2 separate regions of the Homo sapiens genome follow, and region 2 is linked to region 1. Evidence: chromatin contacts called from ENCODE Hi-C or POLR2A ChIA-PET data. All regions are on one chromosome and are shown on one strand. The core of a region is the stretch at or near the end of the contact, and the rest is flanking DNA. Distances in the headings are between cores, read along the strand shown.

Region 1 (5,943 bases), core at 3,348-5,847:
GGCCTCAATTGGATACTCAATTGTAGGAAAATACCCTTACAGATACATAGGGAAGGCATAGTCGATATAGATTACAGATACAGGGTAAGGACAGGAGAATTAAAAGCACAATTAATAAAAACCACACCCAGCATGGCTTTCTAAGGAGAGTCATATTGTGAGAATTGCCAGGGATATACACACCACATTTAGCATGCAATATGGCACAAATCCCTCCTTGGGCTGCGGTAAGCATATCTAATGCCATTTGATTTTGCAACACAACAGTACTCAGCTGAGCAAATTTATCTGGTAACAACATAAGTCTAGTGCTAATATCATTAAGAGCTTTTTCTACATATAACCTTAATATTTTAGTTTGTTGCTGAAGCAGGATTGTACCAGTGGCAGGGGAGAATACTGTGATAGGGTACTGCCACCAGGGAGGCCAGGGAGGCTGGCACATTCATAACCAGTGATGTTTGTAAGTATCTAAATTACTTGGGAGAGGAATATTAACCCGGATGGTGAATGGAATTAATGGCTATCCCCAAGTTCATCTCCCTGTCCAGTGTGGGGACAGGTATCACCACTCATAGGATCTGCATACCCAGAGGGCTCCCCCAGGGGACAGCAATGGAGCTACTGTAATCACAGTGTACTCATGTATTATTAAAGTAGGAAAGAGATTGTGGTTCACTGGGGGCAATGTTGATTTGGAGTATGTGTTGACAATTGTCTGGAGAAACCCCAGAGTAATATTAGAGGAACCTTTTAAGGCCTCCAGACTAAGCGGGGGCTATAGGGAATCCAGGCACCAGCACAGCTGGTTTCCAAAATATACCATTCCAGGAATATTGGGCAGGATACCAAGGCTTTTGATGAAAGGAGAATGTGGAGTTCACCTTTTGTCTGACTTGGGCAAAGATAGATTGCTTAGTGTGGTCAAAGGAAGTACAGGTTGGACTACAAGTGTTGTTGTGACCCCGTTGGTAACTACATAGCCATTCAGAAATGTTGTCAGGATGATTCTCCAAGGTAGCCCATTCCTGGCGGCCTTTGGCAACTCGACGTATAGAAAACATTGTCTGTGATTGGCTTCTATTGCAGCGGTGGCTACCCAGTTCATGAATTTATTCTTGGCCTCAGACACAAAGACACAGGTGCTGACCATTAGTAGATAGATTATTCCCTGTAATAACAAAAAAGGATAGGAACATCATATTGTTTTTCATCTTTAGGAAATTGTACTATGCCTTCATTTTCTGTTTTCACAGCTACAAGGTCACCAGACTTAGGGGTGGGATCTGATGGATGCTGTACCCATATATTGGCTCCAGGATTTAAGCTACATGAACCAGTGGATCTGAATCCCCGAGTTCTGTATGTAGCCTCTGTTGGGACAGAGATTTCCTCAGGGGTTAATTGTTGACAAGGTACCACTAATAATTGAGCAACCCACATTTGTGGTTTTATAGCAAAAGAATCTGGAGTGGTATTGTATAAAACAACCTTTAACTCTCCCCAGTAATCACCATCAATTATACCACCAAACACTATAATGCCTCTCATTGCAAGGCTTGAACACATTGTAATCCATTCATCCACATTCAAATTTGCATTTATGGTGGAAATTTTGGCCTGTCGATCTTCCTGCTGATTAAATAGTCTGTCAAGAAAAGCAGAGATGCATGAGCATCATCATGGAAAACAGATCCAGGAGTGGTGGCCCAAGCCTGTACTTCTACCAATTTGGGAGGCTGAGGTGGGTTGTTCACGAGGTCAGGAGATTGAGACCACCCTGGTGAACACAGTGAAACCCCGCCTCTACTAGAGAAGTACAAAAATTAGCTGGGCGTGGCGGTGCATGCCTGTAATCCCAGCTACTCGGGAGGCTGAGGCAGGAGAATCACTTGAACCTGGGAGGCAGAGGTTGCAGTGAGCTGAGACTCAGCCACTGCACTCAAGCCTGGTGACCCGAGACTGAGCCACTGTACTCCAGCCTGGTGACAGAGCTAGACTCCGTGTCAAAAAAAATAAATTAATTAATACAGGAAAACAATGATAATGGTAGTGTGTACCAGAATTCATGTATCTTCCCAGTATTGTTTTCCCCATACCTCTTTATTCCCAATTAACCATTTGTTTTGTTGTCATTGGGGCATCCAGGTAGTAAGACCATTTGCTACTGAGCAAGAGTTGGTATACAAGTGACAAATCCTTCTTCCTTCCTTTCGAAGAGCTCAGAGGATGTCTACTAGTTCAGTTAACTGGCTGCTCCCACCCCTTTCTTCATCAGAAATGGTTATGTTTTTCGGTTGTTTGTTTTTGAGATGGAGTCTCAGTCTGTCACATAGGCTGGAGTGCAGTGGTGAGACCTCAGCTCATTGCAACCTCTGCCTCCTGGGATTCCAGTGATTCTCCTGCCTCAGCCCCCTGAGTAGCTGGGATTATAGATGCATGCCACCACACCTGGCTAGTTTTTGTATTTTTAGTAGAGATGGGGTTTCATCATGTTGGCCAGCCTGGTCTCAAACTTCTGACCTCGTGATCCACACATCTTGGCCTCCTGTGGATTTTGAGGGAACTCGTGACCTAAATCATAACAGGAAATTTAGGCCTCATAAAGACATCATGGTTAAAGCAGAGGTGTTTTGTTTCCAGTAAAGTCCAATAGCAAGCTAACAATTGTGCACAGGTGAGGAGAGCTGTCACGAAGCTTTGGCGCAGTCTGGGACCCTAGCTCTTTTGTAATGAGTTGTTTGGCACGAGGCTTAGTCATGAGGACCCTTCGCGACTGAGCTGAAGAAACACAAAAAGGTCACTTGTTTTTGGGATTGTCTGTTGTTTTTCAAGAACGAATGTATAGGAATAGATTGAAATACAGATTTCTCTGAAACAGCGCTGGATGAACGCCTCTAGGGGCTCACACAACCTGTTCCCGGACTTGGTGACCATTGTTTGTGTCCACGTTCAATTAGCACAAATTTATTATTTAACTTTGACTCCACACCAGACTATGGAGGATTCACCACCAGACCGGAAAGCAACAGGATGGGCTCCAGAGTTGGCCACCCATCGGTGCACAGACCAGGAGAGGTATAATGACGCTTCTGCGCGGTCTGGGAACCTAGCTCTTTTTGTAACGAGTTGTTCAGCATGAGGCCTAGTCACCAGGGCCCTTCATGACTGGTCTCAAGGAACACAGAAAGGTCAACTTGTTTTTGTGATTGTCTATTGTTTTTCTTTTTCTTTCTTTCTTTTTTTTTTTTTTTTTTGAGACGGAGTCTCGCTCTGTCGCCCAGGCTGGAGTGCAGTGGCGCGATCTCGGCTCACTCCAAGTTCCGCCTCCCAGGTTCACACCATTCTCCTGCCTCAGCTTCCCGACTAGCTGGGACTACAGGCGCCTGCCACCAGGCCTGGCTAATTTTTTGTATTTCTAGTAGAGACGGGGTTTCAGCGTGTTAGCCAGCATGGTCTTGATCTCCTGACCTCGTGACCCGCCCGCCTCAGCCTCCCAAAGTGCTGAGATTACAGGCGTGAGCCACCGCGCCCGGCCTTGTCTATTGTTTTTCAATAACGAATGTATAGGAATAGATTGAATAGATTGACATAGAGATTTCTCTAAAATAGCACTGGATGAACGCCTCAAGGGGCTCACACAACCTCTTCCAGGACTTGGTGACCATTGTTTGTGTCCACGTTCAATTGAGTTCAAATTAAATATTTAACTTTTCCTCCACAAATTCCCCTGTCTTGATGAATTGGTTTTGTCTGGGCAAAGGGCAAGGTAAACTCCTTGGGCGGTTACACAACCTCCACCTCCTAGGTTCAAGAGATTCTCCTGCCTCAGCCTTCGGTGTAGCTGGGACTACAGGTGTGCACCAGCACGCCCAGGTAAGGTTTTGTATTTTTAGTAGAAATGGGGTTTCACCGTGTTGGCCAGGGTGGTCTTGAACTCCTGACCTCAAGTGATTCGCCCTCTTTGGCTTCCCAAAGTGCTGGAATTACAGGCGTGAGCCACCGCGCCTGGCCCTAAATGATTTCCTTTCTGTCTCCTATAACAGTTTGAAATTACTTAAAAGTTGTTTCAAATTGAAAAAATAAAAAGAATGTAGATAAAAATAAAATATAAAAAGTTAAAAAAATTACATTAGATTACAAAATATATATGATGTATATGTAAGTCTCGAGAGGTCAAAAATGACAAATTTGATTTACTTACAAGGTTTTATTAAAATTAGCTTTCGTATTGATAATACACTATTACCAAAGTAAAAGTTTTCTCTTGAACAAAAATTTTTTGTATTATTAATATGACAGCCAAATACTTCTGTTCACCTTTTGAATACATTCAAAAAGAGAAAGAGTAAAAAAGAATTTTCCCATGCTCTCCGGTGGGCCTGGCTCAGCTCAAGGAGGAAGCCCGGCCTGAAAAGGCTGCAGCTGAGGCTGTGACTCTTTCTTCACTCAGCCCAGCATGTGATCACATCTTCTGTCACTCAGGGACTGAGGAGGCGGGGCCTTAAGCATTATCCAATCAGGGACGCTGGGTTGGAAACCGTCCAATCATGCAGGCAGCTGGAGCGAAGAGGAAGGCTTTCGGGTTTGGCGCGGCCATTTGTCTCTTGCTGCAGCTGGTGCTCCAAATCTGGTCTTAGCTGCTTCGTGTCTTCTTCTCCAGCCTCTGTGGCCCTGTGACCTGCAGGTATTGGGAGATCCACAGCTGAGGGACCCCCGGAAGCCTAGAAATGGTGAGAGTGCCTTTCCAGCATTCCGAGAGAGGGGAGGGACTGGTTGGAACCGATGGGAAGTGGCTGTGGCGGGACTTAGGCCTCCCCGCAGTCAGCTCCACAATCTGCGACCGACTTCTCCTTGCCCAGTTCGGCCTCAGTCCCCTTCAGCCATAAGATGGCAACAGCGCCGACAGCCGGGCCCCGCGGCGTCCTGTCTCTTCCCTGCCCTGGCCTGGAGCCCTCTCTGGGCAGCTCTGCACCCACAGCGCTGCGTCTCTCCCAGATTGTGCAGGGAGCACGGGAGGGTTCTCGGGGGAGAATCCTGACTCGGGGTGCAGGTTCATGAATGGGAAGAGCTTTGGTCCATGGGGTTGACAGTTTCTCTTTTCTCCTATTAAAAACTTATGGGGCCGGTCGCTGTGGTTCATGCCTGTAATCCCAGCATTTTGGGAGGTCGAGGCGAGCGGATCACTTGAGGTAAAGGGTTGTTAGTACAACGTAGTTCTTCTTCAAAGACGCAACTTCCTGGTCATAAGTTGGAAAAGTTGTAAATCACCCCTACCCCTTCTTCTCCCTTCTCCTTTTCTCACAAATCGCGCATTACCCGATTTGGAAAAAGCTTGAGTGTAAGCCAACCGGGATCAGCTTAGATTGTGCGGTCTGACCCCAGCCAATGGAGGGAAAACAAAAACAGAACTGCATTAGGGCTAATAACCCCTTCCCGGCCAGGCGCGGTGGCTCCTGCCTGTAATTTCAGCACTTTGGGGCGCCGAGGCGGGCGGATCACGTGGTCAAATTTCTAGACCAGCCTATCCAACGTGGTGAAACCTCTCTCTACTAAAAATACAAAAATTAGCCTGGAGTGGTGCCAAGCGCCTGTAATCCCAGCAACTTGGGAGGCTGAGGCCCGAGAATTGCTTGAACTCGGGAGGCAGAGGTTGCAGTGAGCTGAGATCCCTCCATCGCGCTCCAGCATGCGCGACAGAGGGAGAGTCCTCAAAAAAAAAAAAAAAAAAAAAAGTAAGCATCTTAAAATTTCCATCCTTTATGTAAACACTGTGTTTTAGTAACTTCACTGTATTTTCCAACACTTAGTTTCAAAAACCCAGTGAATAACTCTGGCATGGAAATTAAAGCTTGAACCTAGTGATTCCGAGCTAAGGCTAATATTAAGCCTGCAAAAGGAGGGTTTTTTTTTTTTTTTTGAGATGGAGTTTGTCCAGGCAGA
Region 2 (5,943 bases), core at 1,028-3,527, 1.3 Mb after region 1:
CCAGAATCTGTCTTCTAAACCCTAGATCTGGCTGGCCTTATTTGCTCAGGGCAGTAGAAACTTGTGAACATGACAGTGGGCTAGTTTGGGGCCCAGGCTCAAATGGTCTTGAATACTTCTGTTTTTTGTTCAGAATGCTGCAATCTCCATGAATAAAGCCCATGTTAGCAAGCTTAAAAATAAGATACCATGAGGAGGAGAAGCAAGGTGCCCCTGTTGAGCCCCAGAAGCAGAAGATCACCCCCAGAAGTACAGCTGGCTAGTCAACAAGCAGCTGATGATACCAGTCTGAAAGAGCTCAGCTGATACCAGAAGAACGGCCCCACTCACCCAGCCTAAATGGCTGATCATCTTAATTATAAACTAGTAAGTTTTGGATGATTTGTTATGCTGCAATAGCTAACTAATACATGCACCAGTGCAGATAGGATGCCAGGATTCAGTGACAGGTTGATTACTTGTTGCCTTCTAACAGTGGGCACCCTCTAGGTACTGATTTCTTCCCCTAATTTAAAGTTGGATGTCTTGAAAGAGAATGTTGGGTAATGCAGAAATACTGGGAGACATGTATGCATGTGATTGGTGTTTATATTCGCACAGTCCCCACACCACAGGAGAAAACAGATAACCACAGCCTCGCAATTAGGGTCAAGGCCAAATAGCAAAATAAGTTTGCCTTTAATCTATTTTCTCTGTATCTAAACACTGGAGTCCAAGAATGTGGGCAGAACTGAAGACACAGAGTTTTTTTCTCCTAAGCTCCATCATCCTATGTTCACAGCCTAATCTCTAAAAGAAAGGTGGGCAACAGGTGGTAAGCAGTGGTTTACCTGTGGTTATTTTATTTCTGCTGCCCTCAGCTCTTTCTATGGCCACTATCTGTTCCAACCTCAGAACTGAAGATAGATGTTAGTAGGGAGAGGCCCTTCCTTCCCCTCTGGCCCTTCACACCATTGACATCAGAGCTGCCATGTGTGGCTCCTGGGTGCCTGGAATGTGCTTGGTCTGAACCGCGATATGCTAGAAAGGTAAAACACAGAGTTATTTTCAAAAATTTAGTTGCAAATATTTATATACTTCATTAATAATTACATATTCCTCACACATTAAAATGATATTTTGTATATATTAGGTTAATTACATTGTTACAATCAATTCAACCTGTTCCTTGTTATTGTTGTTGTTGTTGTTGCTGTTGTTGCAGTCTGTCACTAGGCTGGAGTGCAGTGGCGCAATCTCGGCTCACTGCAACCTCTGCCTCCCGGGTTCAAGCGATTCTCCTGCCTCAGCCTCCCCAGTAGCTGGGATTACAGGCATGCGCCACCACGCCTGGCTAATTTTTATATTTTTTTCAGTAGAGACAGGGTTTAGCCATATTGCCAGGAGGGTCTCAATCACTTGATCTCGTGATCCACCAGCCTCGGCCTCCCAAAGTGCTGGGATTACAGGCGTGAGCCACTGCGCGTGGCCTCTTGTTTCTTTATATTTTTCACCCCCCAAAACGGAGTCTCGCTCTGTCCGCCCAGGCTGGAGTGCAGTGGCGCGATCTCTGCTCACTGCAACCTCCTCCGCCTCCCGGGTTCAAGCAATTCTCCTGCCTCAGCCTCCTGCGTAGCTGGGATTACAGATGTCCACCACCACGCCCGGCTAATTTTTGTATTTTTAGTAGAGACGTGGTTTCACCATGTTAGCCAGGCTGGTCTCAAACTCCTGACCTCTTGATCTGCCCGCCTTGTACTCCTAAAGTCCTAGGATTACAGGCGTGAGCCACCATGCCTGGCCCCTTGTTTCTTTTTAATTTTCTAGTTTGGCTACCAGAAAATTCAAAATTCACGTGGCTCACATTTTATTTCAGAGGATTACCTCCTTTTTAAAATCTCAGGCTGCCTGCTCAAAGGACCGTAAGCCAGGAAAGTAAAAAAACCCTGAAATTTTAAAACATTTGTTATTATATCCTTTTCATTTATGTATAGCCATATGATATAGTATTTACAAATGCATATGACCTTATACGCAAGGTTGAATGCAAATACCCTTTGGGGTGGGCCTATCTCAGCTCAAGGAGGAAGCCCTGCCTGAAAAGGCTGCAGCCTAGGCGGTCACTCTTTCTTCATTCAGCCCAGCATCTAATTACATCTTCTGTCAGTCAGGGCCTGAGAGGGTGGGGTTTTAAACGTTATCCAATCAGCGACGCTGGGCTGGGAACTGTCCAATCAGGCACGCAGCTTGAGCGGAGAGGACGGCTTCCGGGATGTGGCGGGATTTGTCCGCTTCTTTGTCTTTGGCTGCCGCTGGAACTCCGGGTCTCGTCTTCACTGCTCTGTGTCCTCTGCTCCTAGAGGCCCAGCCTCTGGTCCTGTGACCTGCAGGTATTGGGAATCCACAGCTAAGACGCCGGGACACCCTGGAAGCCTAGAAATGGTGAGAGTGCGGGGTCCAACATCCCGAGAGAGGGGAAGGGCTGGTTGGAACCGGTGGGAAGTGGCTGTGGCGAGACTCAGGCCTCCCCGCAGTCAGCTCTACAATCTGCGCCCCGAGTTCTCCTTGCCCAGCTCGGCCTCAGTCGCCTTCAGCCATAAGATGGCGGTTGCGCCGACAGCCCGGCCCCCGGGCGTCCTGTCTCTTCCCTGCATAGTGACTGTGCCCTTGCCTGGAGCCCTCTCTGGGGAATCTCTGCACCCGCAGCGCCGCTTCTCTACCGGATTGTGCAGGGACCGTGGGAGGGTCGTCAGGGGAGAATCCTGACTTGGGGTGCGGGTTCATGAATGGGAAGAGGTTTGTTCCGTGGGGTTCCCAGTTCCTATTATCTCCTATTAAAAGTTAATGGGAGTCACTGCAAAAATATTAAAAGAATTTAATCAAAGAGTGGTTCTAGGCTGGGCGCGGTGGCTCACGCCTGTAATCCCAGCACTTTGGAAGGCCGAGGTGGGCGGATCAGAGGTCAGGAGATCAAGACCATCCTGGCTAACACGGTGAAACCCCGTCTCTACTAAAAATACAAAAAATGAGCCGGGCGTGGTGGCGGGCGCCTGTAGTCCCAGCTACTCAGGAGGCTGAGGCAGGAGAATGGCGTGAACCCAGGAGGCAGAGCTTGCAGTGAGCCGAGATCGTGCCACTGCACTCCAGCCTGGGCGACAGAGCGAGACTCTTGTCTCAAAAAAAAAATTAACTTATTAAATAATTTAATCAAAAAGTGGTTCTAGAATTGTAGAGCACCAAGCTGTGGTTTTTAGTTTGTGGTCTATGGGAGAGGCTTGAAAGAAAGTCTTTTGTAAAATGCATGATGAAGAAAACCAAATTTAGTAATTGGTTAGGTACAGTTACGTGGTTTTTTAATTTGTACATTAAAGGTGAAAATTTCCTGGTTATGTAATCGGAGCTCAATTGGCAGTTTATAGTAGGTGAAGCCTCAATTTTGTTTCTCTGAATTTAGTAATTAAAAATAATGCGCCTGAGTTAGATTTTTTAAATTGAAGTAGGAACCCAGGGACTAGAGAAACCTCAGTCTAATTGCCTGCCACTTAATTATTTTCACACTCCACAGGGAACTGATTTTCTGCTGCATTTTTCACCTGGGTCCCAATCAGGGTCTTAAGTCTAACCCCCATCCCTCATTACTCCAACCTCATTCTTGCTTGCAGTAAGATACTAAATTTCCAATTTCTTCTGGGGTTCCCAAATGCCAGCTTTTCCTCCCTAATTCACATTATCACGTATTTGTGTTTTTTTGTTTGTTTTGTTTTGTTTTTGAGATGGAGTCTCGCTCTGTCTCCCAGGCTGGAGTGCAATGGCGCGATCTCGGCTCACCTCAACCTCCGCCTCCCGGTTTTAAACAATTCTCCCACTTCAGCCTCCTTAGTAGCTGGGATTACAGGTGCGCGCCATCATACCTGGCTAATTTTTGTGTTTTTGTAAAGACGGGGGTTTCACCATGCTGGCCAGGCTGGTCTCGAACTCCTGACCTCAGGTGATCCGCCCGCATCAGCTTGCCAAAGTGCTGGAATTACAGGCGTGAGCCACCGGGCCTGGCCACTTATTTTGTAGTGTACTTTTTTATACCGTATTTTAATTAATTATTTTTTGGCAAGGCATTAAATGGTGCTTTTTTCTTTTCTTTTTTTTTTGAGACGGAGTTTCACTCTTGTTGCAAAGGCACATTCTCGGCTCACCACAACCTCCGCCTCCGGGTTCACGAGGTTCTCATGCCTCAGCCTCCCAAGTAGCTGGGTTTACAGGCATGCACCACCACGCCCAGCTGATTTTGTATTTTTAGAAGAGATAGGGTTTCTCCATGTTGGTCAGGCTGGTCATGAACTCCCGACCTCAGGTGATCCGCCCGCCTTGGCCTCCCGAAGTGCTGGGATTACAGGCGTGAGCCACTGCGCCCTGCATAAATGGTGTTTTGGGGGTTTTTTTGTTTGTTTTTTGTTTTGAGACGGAGTTTTGCTCTTGTTGCCCAGGCTGGAGTACAGTGGCATGGTCTCGGCTCACCGCAACTTCTGCCTCCCGGGTTCAGGCGATTCTCCTGCCTCAGCCTCCGAGTAGCTGGGATTACAGGCATGTGCCAGCCACCACGCCCGGCTAATTTTTTATTTTTAGTAGAGACAGGGTTTCTCTATGTTGGTCAGGCTGGTCTCGAACTCCCGACCTCAGGTGATCCGCCCGCCTCGGCCTCCCAAAGTGTGGGGATTACAGGCGTGAGCCACCACACCCAGACCAATGGTACTTTTAAGAAGGTTTGTTATCTGTTTGTAAATATTTTCCATGAAAAGAAAGCAAATAATAATCCCCTGACACTGTGTTGCAAAAAATCTCTGTGTGTCTTTTCCTTTTATCTTTCTAGGCACAGAGATGTTATCGGAATTTTTTTGGGTCAGAGTTCTGCTTTGGAAAATTTATGGGGTGATGTGTCCTCAGCCACCGTTTAGTTTTTTCCCGGTCCTGGGTTTCAGTATTATCTGGGGATAAACCGAGATATCTGCCATGGTTATGTCAGCTAGAGTGTCTAGTGGATATCAGCTTCTGGTTTATTTTCTCCCATAGGACGACCTGAGGTATGGAGTGTATCCTGTCAAGGGGGCAAGTGGATACCCTGGGGCTGAGAGGAATCTTCTGGAGTACTCTTATTTTGAAAAGGTAACCCCTTGATATGTTAAAATTGTCTTTGGGACCAGCTTGAAAAACATGCTCTACTAAAAATACAAAAAACTTAGCCAAGCATGGTGGTGCATGCCTGAATTTCCAGCTACTCGGGGTTGCTGAGGCAGGACAATCACTTGATCCCGGGAGGCAGAGGTTGTGGTGAGCCGAGATCCTGCCATTGCACTCTAGCCTGGGCAACAAGAGTGAAACTCCATCTAATAATAATAATAATGATAATAATAATAATAATAATAATAATAATAATAATGAATAAATTGTCTTCTACCAACCCTGCTTCCATTTCATGGAGACAAATTGCTTGTCAGCCAATCAGATGCTGGTAATGAGGAACAAACACAGTAATAACTTCTGCCCCCTGGATTCTGTAAGGGAGCAGAAGAATAGTGAAATAAATATAGTAAAAGAAAAAGAGTAAAAAACAGTGAAAAATATGTGACCAAAAAAATAGTATCCCGAAAGACAAACAACAAAAACAACAACAAACTGACTCCAGTGAGATGGTGTAAGAACTTGCAAAGTAAAATGCACCTAGGGCAGTCACCGAAAAATAGTGCAGTGTCTCCTGAATGGGTGGTTCTTGAGCACATAAGTGAGCAGGAGTGGGTGGAAGGATCTCTCAAGTGATTGAATGGCCTGACTTGAAACGTGAGTCAGACACATCTGTTATTTAACCAGCACTGCCATTCCTGGATTTGTCACCTTGAAGAGATTTGTTCACTTATTTTCACCTGTTTTTTAGCTGTAAGGTTACATTATATTAGTAGGGCTTGAAAGGTAGAA

What was found. A loop is a pair of places that touch in the nucleus more often than their neighbours do. ChIA-PET counts read pairs that join two places held with the same protein, here RNA polymerase II (POLR2A). Pooled maps may share reads with other maps.
Region 2: a loop to region 1 is called in a pooled map, with 4 times the contacts of the local background. The contact joins the promoter of ZNF738 here to the promoter of ZNF90 in region 1. A Hi-C loop is called at or near these places in 1 of 50 pooled maps. POLR2A ChIA-PET finds 5 or more read pairs at or near these places in 2 of 52 experiments (WTC11 and activated naive CD4-positive, alpha-beta T cell).

The regions. Positions count from the first base shown.
Region 1 is chr19:20,073,403-20,079,345 of GRCh38, forward strand. ZNF90 (zinc finger protein 90) reads left to right here and starts at 4,598. Exons shown (of 4, transcript NM_007138.2): 1 at 4,598-4,733. The coding sequence starts at 4,731. RefSeq lists an enhancer at 4,541-5,020.
Region 2 is chr19:21,356,723-21,362,665 of GRCh38, forward strand. It overlaps ZNF738 (zinc finger protein 738), which reads left to right and starts at 2,278. Exons shown (of 5, transcript NM_001355237.2): 1 at 2,278-2,421; 2 at 5,044-5,136. The coding sequence starts at 2,419. RefSeq lists enhancers at 991-1,548, 2,340-2,639.